Linked DNA regions of Homo sapiens: region 2 is linked to region 1. The links are chromatin contacts, found by Hi-C or POLR2A ChIA-PET in ENCODE. All regions are on one chromosome and are shown on one strand. The core of a region is the stretch at or near the end of the contact, and the rest is flanking DNA. Distances in the headings are between cores, read along the strand shown.

Region 1 (6,681 bases), core at 2,705-5,204:
TTGTTTTTTTTTTTTTTTTTTTTTTGAGACAGTATCACTCTGTCGCCCAGGCTGGAGTGTAGTGGCGCAATCTCCGCTCACTGTAACCTCTGCCTCCTGGGTTCGAGTGATTCTCCTGTCTCAGCTTCCCGAATAGCTGGGATTACAGGCGCATCACCATGCCCAGCTAATTTTTATATATTTTTTTTAGTAGAGACGGGGTTTTGCCATGTTGGCCAGGCTGGTCTTGAACTCCCACCCTCAGGTGATCAACCCACCTCGGCCTCCCAGAGTTCTGGGATTACAGGCATAAGTCACCGCGCCCGGCCTGTCATGTTTTGTTAATGCATTGCCCTCCTGTATCCAGCATGACAGATTAAAAGAGCATAAGCCCCGTAGATCCGTATCCTCATCTGGCCTTCACTACTTCCTAGCAATGACACCATGGGCATGTGCGGTAACCTTGGCTGCAGAAGAGAGGTAAGAACACCAATCTCACAGCCCTGTTATGAGAATTAAATAAGATCATGGATGCAAAAGTGGCTGGCACATAGTAAGTGCCCAATAAATTGTCACTAGGGTGGCCAGATAAAATGTGAGGCACCCAGATTAACTTGAATTTCAGATAAACTTTTTTCTTAAGTATATCCCAAATATTACTTGGAGGTTCTGGGCACATTTCACCGATAACTGTTCATTGTGTTAGATGTGCTAGTGATACTGGGGATATGTTGATATAGTCCATCCTCCCTACTCTTGGATTCTGTATTTACAAACTCACCTAGTTGCTAAAACTTATTGGTAACATCACAATCAATACTTCACTGTCACAGTCATCTGCAGATGTGTGCATGCACAGAATACCAAAAAATTTGAGTCACACAGTGTGCACATTCCCAGCTGCAGGTGAACAAGGAGACTCTGCCTTCTTGTTTCAGCTCTCATACCATAAATAAGTATGCTTTTTTGAGCTCTAGTTTGTGCCATGTTTTTCACATTTTTGTGCTTTTTGTTGGTGATTTAACTGTTTAAAATGGCCCCAAGTGGAGTGCTGAAGTGCTGTCTGGTGTTCCCCACCCAAGAAATGTGCCTTATTGGAGAGAATAGGTGTGTTAGATAAGCCTCCTTTAGGCAGGAGTTATAGTGCTGTTGGCTGCGAGTTCAGTGTTGATGAATCAACATATGTAAGGTGTCTTTAAACAGAAACACATGAAGTGAGGTTATATATTGACCAGTTGATGAAAATGCTGTGACCAGAGACTCACAGACACCTAACCTTGTATCTTGTATTTCTCCTGGAAACATGGTTCAGTATTTACTAATTCAGTGTTTGTGGCAACTTTATAGAACAGAATTACCTCAAATAATGAGAATGAACTACACAGTTGATATATGTGTGTGTGTGTGTGTGTGTCTGCGTATATATATATATATATATGTAGATGCAGATGTATTGTAATAAAATTAAGTCCTTATCTATTAGAGATACCTACTGAAATATCATGGATGAAGTTATATCATGTCTGGGATTGTTTTAAAATACTCCAGCAAGGAGATAAAAGTGTGTATATCGAGAATGCAAAAGAAATGAGATACCAAAGGTTGAAGGTTGTAGAAGCGATTTTTTATTTTTGAGACAGAGTTTTTACTCTTGTTGCCTAGGCTGGAGGGCAATGGTGCAATCCCGACTCACCACAACCTCCACCTCCCCGGTTCAAGCAATTCTCTTGCCTCAGCCTCCAGGGTAGCTGGGATTATAGGCATGCACCACCATGTCCAGCTAATTTTGTATTTTTAGTAGAGATGGGGTTTCTCCATGTTGGTCAGGCTGGTCTCGAACTCCCAACCTCAGGTGATCCACCCGCCTCAGCCTCCCAAAGTGCTGGGATTACAGGCATGAGCCACCGTGCCCGGCCAGAAGTGATGATTTATTGGACTGTTTTCTCTACTTTTGTGTTGTATGTTTGAAAATAACCATATCAAAGGGTTTAAAATGCACTTGAGAAAGTCTTGGGGAAAATTTCTTTCTTTTTTAAAATTTACAGATTTTTTTTCTTTTTTTAATTTCTTTTTTTATGTTTTTGGGAGGGGAATTTGAGATCCCATTATCAGCAAACCCCAAATCCTTCCACGAGCTGGGATGGGATTTAAGAGACCTGGCTCTAGTCTCAGCCCCACCTCAGACCTGCTCGGTTATCTCTGACAACTCACAGTGCCACTGGAACTGTTTTCTTATCAGTTAAATAAGGAAGTTTAACTGGACAACCTCTGAATCCCTTTCATTGTTAAAGCCCTCTAATTCTAAAACCAGTATTTCTTAAATTGGCATGTTCTGGTCGGATATTACAGCCTCTCTTCAGCTGTCTCTCCCCTGCCCAATCCATCCTGTTACCATATCCTGTGACTCTTGCCAATTTTCTCCCTTTCTTTTGCAACATTCTTACCACAAAGCTCTTTGATTTTGGTTTATCTAAAACCTGAACTCCCTAGCCTAGCAGTGAAGGTCCTTGCAGCAGAGGACCCACTGAATGCTGCGACATGATCTCACTCTACCAAGAGCAAGCCCACAGTGCAGTTCAAAAAGGGCCAGGCAGGATGCAGTGGCTCAAGCCTGTAATCCCAGCACTTTGGGAGGCCGAGGCGGGAGGATCGCTTGAGGTCAGGAGTTTGAGACCAGCCTGGCCAACGTGGTGAAACCCCGTTTCTACTAAAAATATAACAATCAGCCGGGCGTGGTGGCAGGCGCCTGTAATCCGAGCTACTCGGGAGGCTGAGGCAGGAGAATCACCTGAACCTGGGAGGCAGAGATTGCAGTGAGGTAAGTGAGCTGAGATGGTGCCACTGCATTCCAGCCTGGGCGACAGAGCCAGGCTCCGTCTCAAAAAATAAAAAGGGCCAGAAAAACAGGGACAACACATGCCATGCCAGACTACTGCAGAGCACAGAGGCAAGTCACCCAAGCAGGTCTGGGAAGGCAAGAAGTCTCCTGGAAGAGGTGATATTTGAGCTGAGACCTAAAGGCTGACCAGGAATTACTGCAGCTAACAGAGGGGAGGGAACATAGAGGCAACAGCATGCGTGAAGGAATGGAGGCAAGAACATTGGCAGAAGTCCAAAATTCAACATCCATCATCACATCTAGCACCATGAATCTCTCCAGCAGTATTTGCCACACTTCCTTGCCATCCTCCTTTGCCTCCTGCTTAGTCTGTGTGGTGGAACTCCTGTGATTCATATTTGGGAAAGTATATATTGGACTCCCCACAGGGCTCCTTTAAAATAACCAGGTCAGGAGAAACTTACACTTCCTATTGCACTCCAGTTTTGCTCATCTCCCGTAATTCTGATGGCCCATTTTTCAGTAAACTCAAGCTCAGAAAGGTTGTCAGTCATTCAAGCTCACGCAGCCAGTGAGGGGGGAAAATGGGGATGCAGAGCAGGTGGACCTGCCGCCTATTGTCCCTTAACTGCACAGGCAGTCTGGGCACACAGAGGCTTCTGGCCAGGTGTCTGCCAGAGAAAACGTCCTTGCAAGTTCCCCGCATGCTGCAGCGTACACAGGTGCGCTGCTGTGATCCTCTTTCTACATTGAGAAAGATGAGATCAGTTTCCTCAGGGCCATTTAATAAAGTCCTGTCGGTCGCCTCAAACATCCCATCCACCGAGGGCCGAAGATTCTAGGTCTCTCCCACCTCCCACGTGACTATGTGACATTTGACGGGTAACTGCATCTCATCTGTAAAATGCGTCTTGCAGGATCGTTCTGGCTTCCGTACAATCCTGCAGAGAGCAGCAAAGCGCGCACGCAGCCTCCGCCTCATACTCCGCAGTGGCAGAGCTGGCGCACAGAACACCCGCCAGCCGGCCGTGCGCAGGCGCACTCCGCCAAGTCCCGACGGGAGCTCTGCGGCTGCGCACTCGGCTGGCTTTGCGGCCGCACTGCTTGACGGCAGCGGTGTCCGCCCCACGGCCGGCGTTGCCGGGGTAACGGCGAGCGCGTGGGGCCAAGAAAGGTAAGGGCCCTGGGCGAGGAAAGCGCGGCCCTTTCCGAGTTTGGTGTTTTGCAGCGAAAGGAAATCTCGCTCTTCCGAAAGTCCTCCAGGGCGAGAGAGGAAAGGGCCTAGGTACTGTGCTGGGGTCGCACAGCCGGCCGAGACAGTGCCGGGACGGGGAGCCAGGCTTCCGAGTGCGCCCGGTCACTGACTCCTCCGCGCTTTCCTCGTGCGCCTGCAGCCCTTGGTTCTTGGAAACGCCGGCGCCTTGTTCAGGGCTGGTGGGGCTGGGGCGCAAGGTGCAGCTGACAATGCCCGAGAGGAGCCGCAGCCTCTGGTGGAGTTCGGTCGGGTGTGGGGGTAGTCAAGGAAAGAAGCAAAGGGGTAAGACAGGGAGTTAGGAATTGGCGGGGCCCCTAACGCTGTTGGGGTGCGCAGTTTATTTTATTTGCAGCTGTCGTCTGGTGAGCGCTTTCCACGTGGTAGGCCCCGAACGAAACGCCTTCTGCAAAATTATGCATTTAATCCTGACAACAACTTTCAAAGGCTGGTCATCTGTTTATATGGCTTATTCTCAGGTTCTAACTTGAAAGCTCCCCAGAGGCAGGATTGTTTACCTTGTGCCTTTCATCCTTGCCTCCCTAAGCCCAGGAGGTGCGCAGATGGAGCTTGAAGCGTGTTTTGGTTGGGAGAAGGTGAGATTTGCTGGGTAGGAGGTTTTTTAACCAGGTTTGTTTGGCACCTAGTCCAGGAAGGTTGGAAAATTAAATGGAGCCACCTCTCCCTTTTTTGTTTTTCTAATAGACATTTACCATCACCTAAGAGGTGTTAGCCTGTGTGCTCGAGGGAAGAATAAGAAACAGACTCTGCTTTTAATAGAAAGTAAGAATATGCAGCTCTGGAGTCAGGTTGCGCAGGTTGGGGAAATAAGAAGTAAAGATTTCTCAGGGGTGCGCCCGGCCCCTCCGAGTCACTTTCCACATCTGTACAATGGAAATAAAAATAGTCTTTACCTCCGGGGGCTACTGGGATTAAGTGAATTTGAATAGACCTTGCTGTTACCAGTGGTTAGCTATATGTTAAAATCAGCTGGGTCCACCCAGGAAATTCTGATGTAATTGATTGCAGGTGAGGCCTGGGCATGAGGAGTTAAGGGTAGGTAAGCTTGAGGGCCACTGTGTGATGTACCACTCCCAGGTTTAATTTTCTTAATCTGCATTTTTCAATCATCATTCTAAATAACCTGCAGTGACTCCAATTCCAAACCAACCTTTGCATCCCAAACCTCTTGACAACTGACCCAGTCTTTCCTATATGTTTTTGTGCACCTCAGGCACCGCTCTTCTTTCATATCTGTGGAATGAGGATAGTACAGTCAGCTCTCGCTATCAGGTTCCGAATCTGTGGATTCAACCAATGTTGCATCAAAAATATTTGGAAAAAGAAATTTAAAAATATATATATATAACAATTATTTAGTATTTACATTGTATTAGGTATTCTAAGTAATCTAGAGAAGACTTAAAGTAGATGGGAGGATGGGCATAAGTTACATGCAAATACTACATTTTATTTAAGGGACTTGAGCTGCGGATTTTGGTAGGGGGTGAGTCCTGGAACCAGTCCTTCTGTGGATACCAAGGGATGACTATAGTACCCACATGTGCAGCACATGCAGTGAGTGCCTCTGGCATCTGGTACCTACCTATGACAGTTTCCTCTTCTTATTTTACTCACATCCCACCTCTTACAGCATGCTGTTCTGCCGCGACACTAAAGAACCTTCTTGAATATCCATTGCAGATATGGGGAATGGTAAATGCAGTCTTTTCTCCTCTGCTTTGCCTTTCGAGTTCAGCACAGGAGGACTCTTCCATGAAACTAGAGATCATCTGATTTGTCCTCTTGAATTTTTCCCCCTGGGGAAGTGAGCTCTACCTTCCCTGAGGGTTTCTTTCTATCTTTTCTAGAAGCTTCACGCTGGTATCTGTGAAGTCATTCTTGCAGGACATGGCCTGGGGAATGTCTTTACTTCTGAATTTTTTAAAATAGCTTTATTGAGATACCATATAATTCTGTAAAAGTCACCCTTCTGAAATGTACGAGTCAGTGGTCTTCGTATTCGCGGAGTTATGTAACCATTACCATCACTACAATCTAATTTTAAAACATTTTCGTCACCCTCCAAAATAAACCTCCTGTCTTATTAGCAGTCGCCCCCCCATTTCCCACTTTTCCCTGTCTCTGGCAACTGGTAATCTGTCTCTATGGATTTGTCTATTCCGGAAACTTTATCTTAATTGTCTCGTGGTCTTTTGTGTCTGACTTCTTTTAGCATAATGCTTTCAGGTGTTGAAGAATGTATCCGAACTTCATTCCTTTTCTATGGCTAAGTATTTGATTATATGGATAGACCACATTTTGTTGATCTGGTCAACTATTGATGGACATTTGGATGGCTTCCACTTTGATGCTATTATGAATAATACTGTTGTGAACATTCACATACAAATTTTTCCATGAACATATGTTTTCATTTCTCTTAGGTCTATACCTAGGGGTGGAGTTGCTGGATCATGTCGTAACTATGTGTTTGACATTTTGAGGAACTGCCAGACTCCTCCAGTCCTGTTCGATTTGAAGATGAAACTGGGCTTAGAGAAAGTGGGTTGTGCAAGGTCACACAATAATAATGGCGGCTTTGCATGTC
Region 2 (6,681 bases), core at 1,541-4,040, 2.6 Mb after region 1:
TTCTTTTCACAGTTCAATGGGGTACTTAATGTTTATTCAGTGCAAGTTTGAGAAAACAAACTCTTTCTCAAATCCTTAGACCAAGCAAGCTGCAAAACCTAAAATGTGAAAACATCACTGGAGAACAAAAACTCAATGAAGTGGGAAGCACAGATTCTTGAAATAAGCAAACAATACCTTGGCAATTCTCTTACATTCATTCCAAATGATCCAACTTCATAATTCATATGCCACTTCAGCCACTGGGGGAATGTCTGAAGTACTTATCAACAAGCAGAAGTTTTTACTTGATGCTCTTTACCTTGATTGTTTATTCAACCACATATAGTAAGTTCTTGATACTTGTAAGACACCTGTGTTAGAAATGCAAAGATGAAAAAGATATAGTATCTGCCATAAAAACATACAAAAAATCAAAAATCCTAACATCAGTTAAAGAGAAACAATAGAAACCTACTAGTCAAAAAGAAAAAATCTATTTTATATTTGTAGAGCACTTATCTCTAATGGGCGTACTATATTTTCCTTTTTAAGAGACAGCATCTTGCTCTGTCACCCAGTGAGCTATAATTGCTCACAACAGCCTCGACCTTCTCGGTTCAAGTGATCCTCCTGCCTCAGCCTCCTAAGAAGCTGGGACTACAGGAGTATGCCACCACACCCAGCTAGTTTTTAAATTATTTATAGAGACAGGTTCTTGCTATGTTTCCCAGGCAGGTCTCTAACTCCTGGCCTCAGGCAATCCTCCTGCCTGAGCCCCCCCAAACTGCTGAGATTACAGATGTGAGCCACTGCACCCTGACAGATCTTATAAGCCATTAAGTGACAGTTAAGTAGCAAACCTGATGTTCTCACTGCTTCAAAAATAAAAGGCTGGCCAGGCATGGTGGCTCAAGCCTGTAATCCCAGCACTTTGGGAGGCCAAGGCAGGCGGATCACCTGAGGTCAGGAGTTCGAGACCAGCCTGGCCAATATGGTGAAACCCTATCTCTACTAAAAATACAAAAATTTGCCGGGTGTGGTGGTAGGCGCCTGTAATCCCAGCTAGTGGGGGTACTGAGGCAGGAGAACTGCTTGAACCCAGGAGGCGGAAGTTGCAGTGAGCCGAGATCATGCCATTGCACTCCAGCCTGGGCAACAAGAGCGAAACTCCATCTCAAAAAAGTAAATAAATAAATAAATAAATAAATAAATTGATTTGGGGCCTAAACACTTCAGGGCTTAATAAGTTACATTCTCTTTCTTACTGGCTCATGGCAAAGTCACTTCCAATGTCACCTCATCAAGACACCCAGTCACAAGAGAAATTGAGACAAAACCATTCCACAAAAGCAGAGAAATTTCTCCCCAAGAACCTGGGGATACAAGCCACAGTATATAGTGAGGGGAGATGTGTGACCCTCAGCTTTGGATGGACTGTAGAAGACCACCGAGGAGGGACTGCCTGGTCCTCAAAGCTGAAGGGTGGCAGCAACTCAGAAAATAAACAAATGAGACACCAGGTCCCTATTTTTTCCCTCTAGTTAAGAAACCCAGTGACTTCATAACTTTTCCACTGGAATATAGCAGCCCTAGGTCTGGCCTGTTCCCTCCCCAGCCAGTGGTTCATCTGATGCTGACTCTGACAGCTCCCTTTCTTCCCATGCACTCACCCCTAACGACCACAAATAACACAAAGCCCACCACATCCATGCCACACAACCACCCTTCACGCCTCAGCCCAAACCCAAACCTCACTTCCTCAAAAGAAATGCCTCTTACTCAGAGCATCAGAATGGACTTCTCCTTCACAGCACTCATCTCAATTTATAACCGCAGGTACATACGTGAAGTGACCAAGTAAGACTGTAAAATCTGGGAGGGCACAGACTCTATATGTTTTCCACTTCGCCGTCTCCCCAGGGTTTAGCACAGTACCTGGCACACACAATGAAGCAGCACAATAAAGCTCCATGAATGAACGAAGAAATGAATGAACTCCAAAATCATATAACTAAGCATACACCATAAAGAAATCTAACACAACCACCGAATTGGACCCCACAACCATAACTGAACACATAAGCAAGCCCCTCGCACTCTAAATCACGTAAAAAGTAAAAAAAATAAAAATAAAAAAAATAAATATAGCTACATGTTCTGCAGCCGTACATCCAGCATGAATGTCACCCCGCCACATGCCGCATCGACGACACATCCCACAGCCGCACTCAACCCGGCCTCACGATCGCAACCACAACCCACATAACTAACATGATTATACACACATCGCATGACCACACACAACACGAACGACTCAATCCCGTGAAGCAGACATGACAACGTCACACATCGCACAGACACCACACAAAACACTCCGAACATCTCCACACGAACTCAGAATACAAACGCTTCAGCTTTACACAACCAGAGAATCAAACACAACCGCTCGGGAGACAAGCACCCACCCACTCCACCCACAGCTGCACAACCAAACCCAAGTGTATACGCCCCGCGTAACCGCACAACCACACAGAGCCCAATCATCAAAGGCACACACAAGCGAAACGCACGGCCTGAAAGCCCCATCTCCCACCTCTCACGTCACACCCACCACAACCACACACGGCCCGCCCGTCTCCGTTCTGGAGGAGTCGTGTCCCCGCCCCCCAGACTGGGCCTGACCCTCTGTATGTACCCTGCCGGGCTCCTGCGGGCACCCAGGTTTGTCCCCCCCTTCAGGCCCGGGCTCTGGGCCTCCACCGTCCGTCACTCAGCCGCAGCCGCCATCTCCATCGGTCGCTCGGAACTCGGCAGGTGCGCCTGCGGCGGCGACGAAACCGGAAGACAAGCTGGTAGACGCCTGTCGAGCGCCGAGTCTTCGAGGGCGCGAAAAGGGCGGATACGGATTCGAATAGTGGAGGGCGGGCCGGCGGCTTCTGCGCAGGCGCTTTCCGAACGAGGGAGGGGATGGTGGGGAGCGGAGAGAAAGTGGGGCTCGGTAATTTTGTGCGGTTCTTACGTCCCGAATTCGAACTAATAGCGCGTCAAAGCCAGCCAATGGCTCTGCACCGCCTTGTACAGGTGGGAAAGCTGAGACCAGTAGATCTTTGGCTCTTGACCAAAGTGCACAAAGAATAAGGCAGCCAAGGAATCAAAGTTCCTGAGAGCTAGAGACAGAAAAAATATTCAGGGGACGTGGAGGCGATGGAAAGTCCAAGAATAGAACCACATGAGAGTGGAGACTTGGTATGAGAAGGTGTATCCCGGGGTGTACAGCATGGCCAAGCCTGTGGAAAAGATGGCATTTTCAAAAGGCAGGACGATTGATCAGCCAGGACCTACCCCGTGCCTACGCTGTGCTGGGTACCACGGGGTATAGAGAGGCAAAACCTCATCCCAGTCCCGGAGACCTATTTGCTTTGTGCCCTGCACACGTTCTGGACCTTAGCAATAGCCAGCCTCTAGGAGCAAGAGCTGCAGAGAACGATGGGACGATGGGACGATCCTGGGCCTCCGTTTACATCCCTGCAGTGTTACTGGCCCCCTTTTACAGAAGTAAAATGGGGATGATAATGATAGTCTCCGCTTCACAGTGTTGTGAAGATTGAGGTAATTGCACGGTAGGTAGGTAGGTAGGAGGGTGTCCTGCATATTGGCTTTGCCCATCTCACTTTCCCTGCCTCCAAAAAGTCTTCCCCACCTGGTCTCTGGACAGGAGCACTGAGCCTCCATCACCTTCCATTTAAGGACATGGGGCTCCGGACTTGGAGAGCATTGAGTTTTTGGAAAGCAATCACCAGTGAAAGGGCAGTGAACTAGGGGTCTAGAGATCTGGGTTCTAGCCCTGGCTGTACGTTACTTTGTGGCTTTGAGCAGGTCCTTTCCCCTTTCTTCGCCTGAGTTCTCTCATCTGTACAAAAGAAATTGGCTCCAGTGACTTAGCCTTTTCTCTCAATCTGATGGCCAATTTTTTTTTAACGTTACAACATCTGCAGGAGCGAATAATGACTTCCCTTTGTTTACTGATGGAGACAAGGAAGAGGCTTCCTAACCTGTCAGAAGCAAAGCAACATGCCAAGCTCCCCGTCTCCATCACTAGCTTCTGCCTTAGGTCCCAAAAGCCAGGACTTTGGGAGTAAAACCACCCTTTTGAAAGTCTGAAGCCACCGAGGTCCCAAAACGAGCCACACTTACAGGCAGGACTATGTTTTGGGTAGGGCAATGAACGTTTATTAAACCATCATGATTTTTGCTTGTCATTTTATCATTTACAAAAAACATATTTGGTCGGGCGCGGTGGCTCACGCCTGTAATCCCAGCACTTTGGGAGGCCGAGGTGGGCAGATAACTTGAGGTCAGGAGTTCAAGACCAGCCTGGCCAACATGGTGAAACTCTGTCTCTACCAAACATATAAAACATTAGTCGAGTGTGGTGTCGCTCGCCTGTAATCCCAGCTACTCAGGAGGTTGAGGCAGAAGAATTGCTTGAACCCAGGAGGCAGAGTTTGCAGGGAGCCAAGATTGTCCCACTGCACTCCAGCCTGGGCAACAAAGTGAAACTCCACCTCAAAAAAAAAAAAAAAAAAGAAAGAAAAGAAAAGAAAAAAATATCATATTCATCATTTCATTTGCTCAAAAAAGCAATAGCTATGTGGCCTCAACTTGTAAGTTAATTCTGGAAATCACAGTGGATTGGGCACTGCTCTTGATATTGTTTCTTTTTTTTCTTTTTTCTTTTTTTTTTTTTTTTTTTTTTGAGGCAGAGTCTCACTCTGTCCCCCAGGCTGGAGTGCAGTGGCGTGATCTCAGCTCACTGCAAGCTCCGCCTCCCAGGTTTATGCCATTCTCCTGCCTCAGCCTCCCGAGTAGCTGGGACTACAGGCACCCGCCACCACGCCCGGCTAATTTTTTGTATTTTTAGTAGGGACAGGGTTTCACTGTGTTAGCCAGGATGGTCTCAATCTCCTGACCTCGTGATCCATCCGCCTCGGCCTCCCAAAGTGCTCGGATTACAGGCGTGAGCCACCGCGCCTGGCCGATACTGTTAATGATAATGACAAAGACCTTCCTATATGCTTCACACTTCATCAAAAGTACTTTCTTTAATCCTTTAGGCAACTCTATGACTATTTCCAGTTTGATAATAATAAAAATGACTAATATTTACTGAGGGATTTGCACATGCCAGACACTGTTCTATGTGCTTTCCATATCTTAACTCATTTCATTCTCACACAACCCAATGATGTACAAACTATACAAAATGTAATAATATTCCCATTCTATAGAAGGGAAGCTGAGGCACAGAGAGGTTAGGTGACTTGCCCAGGGTCACCAGCTGGTGAGCCTTGAACCCAGAGTCACCTTGCCTTGAGGCTTTCACAATCCCCACTTTTCCTTCCTCTGTGAAGTGCTGATAGACTTCCTGTACCTCCTCAGCTTCCTCCAGGCACCACTCCTGTACTGGGCATAGAGAGGGGATGTAAGCCAATTAGTTCAAAACAGAAATGTGCACGTGCACACAGATGCTCTGGTGTGAGAGGAGAGACCAGCAGAGTCCCCTGCAGGAATTCACGAAAGGTTTCCCAGAAGCGGGCAGCACGTGAGCATGGTCCTTGGGTAGAAACGATTGGGAAGGGCCTTCCAGGCCAGGGGAACAGCATATGCAAAGGCATAGTTATGGAGAAGAACATGAGTCCTTTGAGAAACTCACAGAAAAGTTCATTCACACATAGAGGGATGATATCAAGCCACTCCTCCTTGTTCCCAAAACTGTAGGCAGCCACTTCTAGTGAGAGAATCGTGGACAGCTGGGTCTCTTCACCCTTGCCCCCTGCCTTAGGGTTCTCTATCTTTCTGTCTCTCTATCCCTCTCTCTATCTCACTCTCTCACTTTCTCTTGGCCCTTATTTGTCTAAGTTTATCCCAAGCAGCACAAGACATCTTGGCACCACATTAAAATCCTTGGGCAAGAAAATAAATTATGATATGGATAACATAAACGTCATTGGGGAAGGTCTGGGCACATCATGTAACTTCCCGAAGGGCCAACTGCCCTCCAGGCTGGCCTGGCCCCAGCTCCCAGGCCTCTGCCAGCTGCTGTGGTCTGAGCCAGCGGGTTGAGGGCATTGAGGTTGGCACACCCTGTCTGCTGGCACAGAGAAATGAGGGTGATGACAGACAGCCTGGCAGAGCCTTGCCTGGAGGATGGAGGGAGGGTGTGCTGGGCTGGGCAGTGTCTGAGGGAAGCAGGTGGCAGTTGCTGTGGCCCTGTCAGGAAGGAAGCAGGGAATGAAGAAGGAAGAGAAAACGAGGGGAGAAAGGAAGAGGAAGAGGGAGGGAAAGAATGACAAGAAAAAAGCGAAGATGGAGCAAAAGTCGACCTGGGTTTGAATCCCAGCCCTGCCACCTGTGGCCACGTGAACCTTGGGCGGGTCACTTAAATTCTCTGAGCTTCAGTTTCCTTATCTGTGAAATGAGATAATTATAGTACTCACCTCTTAGGTTGGAGGGTTAAATAGCTTAATATTTGGAAAGTGTTAGAACAGCGCCTGGCACAGGGGAAGGACTATGTAAATGTTTGTTAAATAAAGAAAAAGGAAGAGCAGTGTAATTCACATGCCTTGGCTGTTGTGTTGCGCTGAGTCAGACAATAGCATGAGGGTGTGAGGATCCAATCTGGTGTCATAGAAATAGCTT

Evidence for each region. A loop is a pair of places that touch in the nucleus more often than their neighbours do. ChIA-PET counts read pairs that join two places held with the same protein, here RNA polymerase II (POLR2A). Pooled maps may share reads with other maps.
Region 2: a loop to region 1 is called in a map of CD4-positive, alpha-beta T cell, with 12 times the contacts of the local background. The contact joins the promoter of RBSN here to the promoter of TSEN2 in region 1. A Hi-C loop is called at or near these places in 1 of 168 maps with a recorded cell type or tissue (CD4-positive, alpha-beta T cell) and 5 of 50 pooled maps. POLR2A ChIA-PET finds 5 or more read pairs at or near these places in 1 of 52 experiments (activated CD4-positive, alpha-beta T cell).

What each region holds. Positions count from the first base shown.
Region 1 is chr3:12,480,526-12,487,206 of GRCh38, forward strand. It overlaps TSEN2 (tRNA splicing endonuclease subunit 2), which reads left to right and starts at 3,955. Exons shown (of 12, transcript NM_025265.4): 1 at 3,955-4,355. RefSeq lists an enhancer at 3,879-4,298.
Region 2 is chr3:15,096,358-15,103,038 of GRCh38, forward strand. It overlaps RBSN (rabenosyn, RAB effector), which reads right to left and starts at 2,791. Exons shown (of 14, transcript NM_022340.4): 1 at 2,678-2,791; 2 at 1,762-1,917; 3 at 178-353. RefSeq lists a silencer at 1,579-1,658 and enhancers at 1,996-2,860, 2,749-2,878.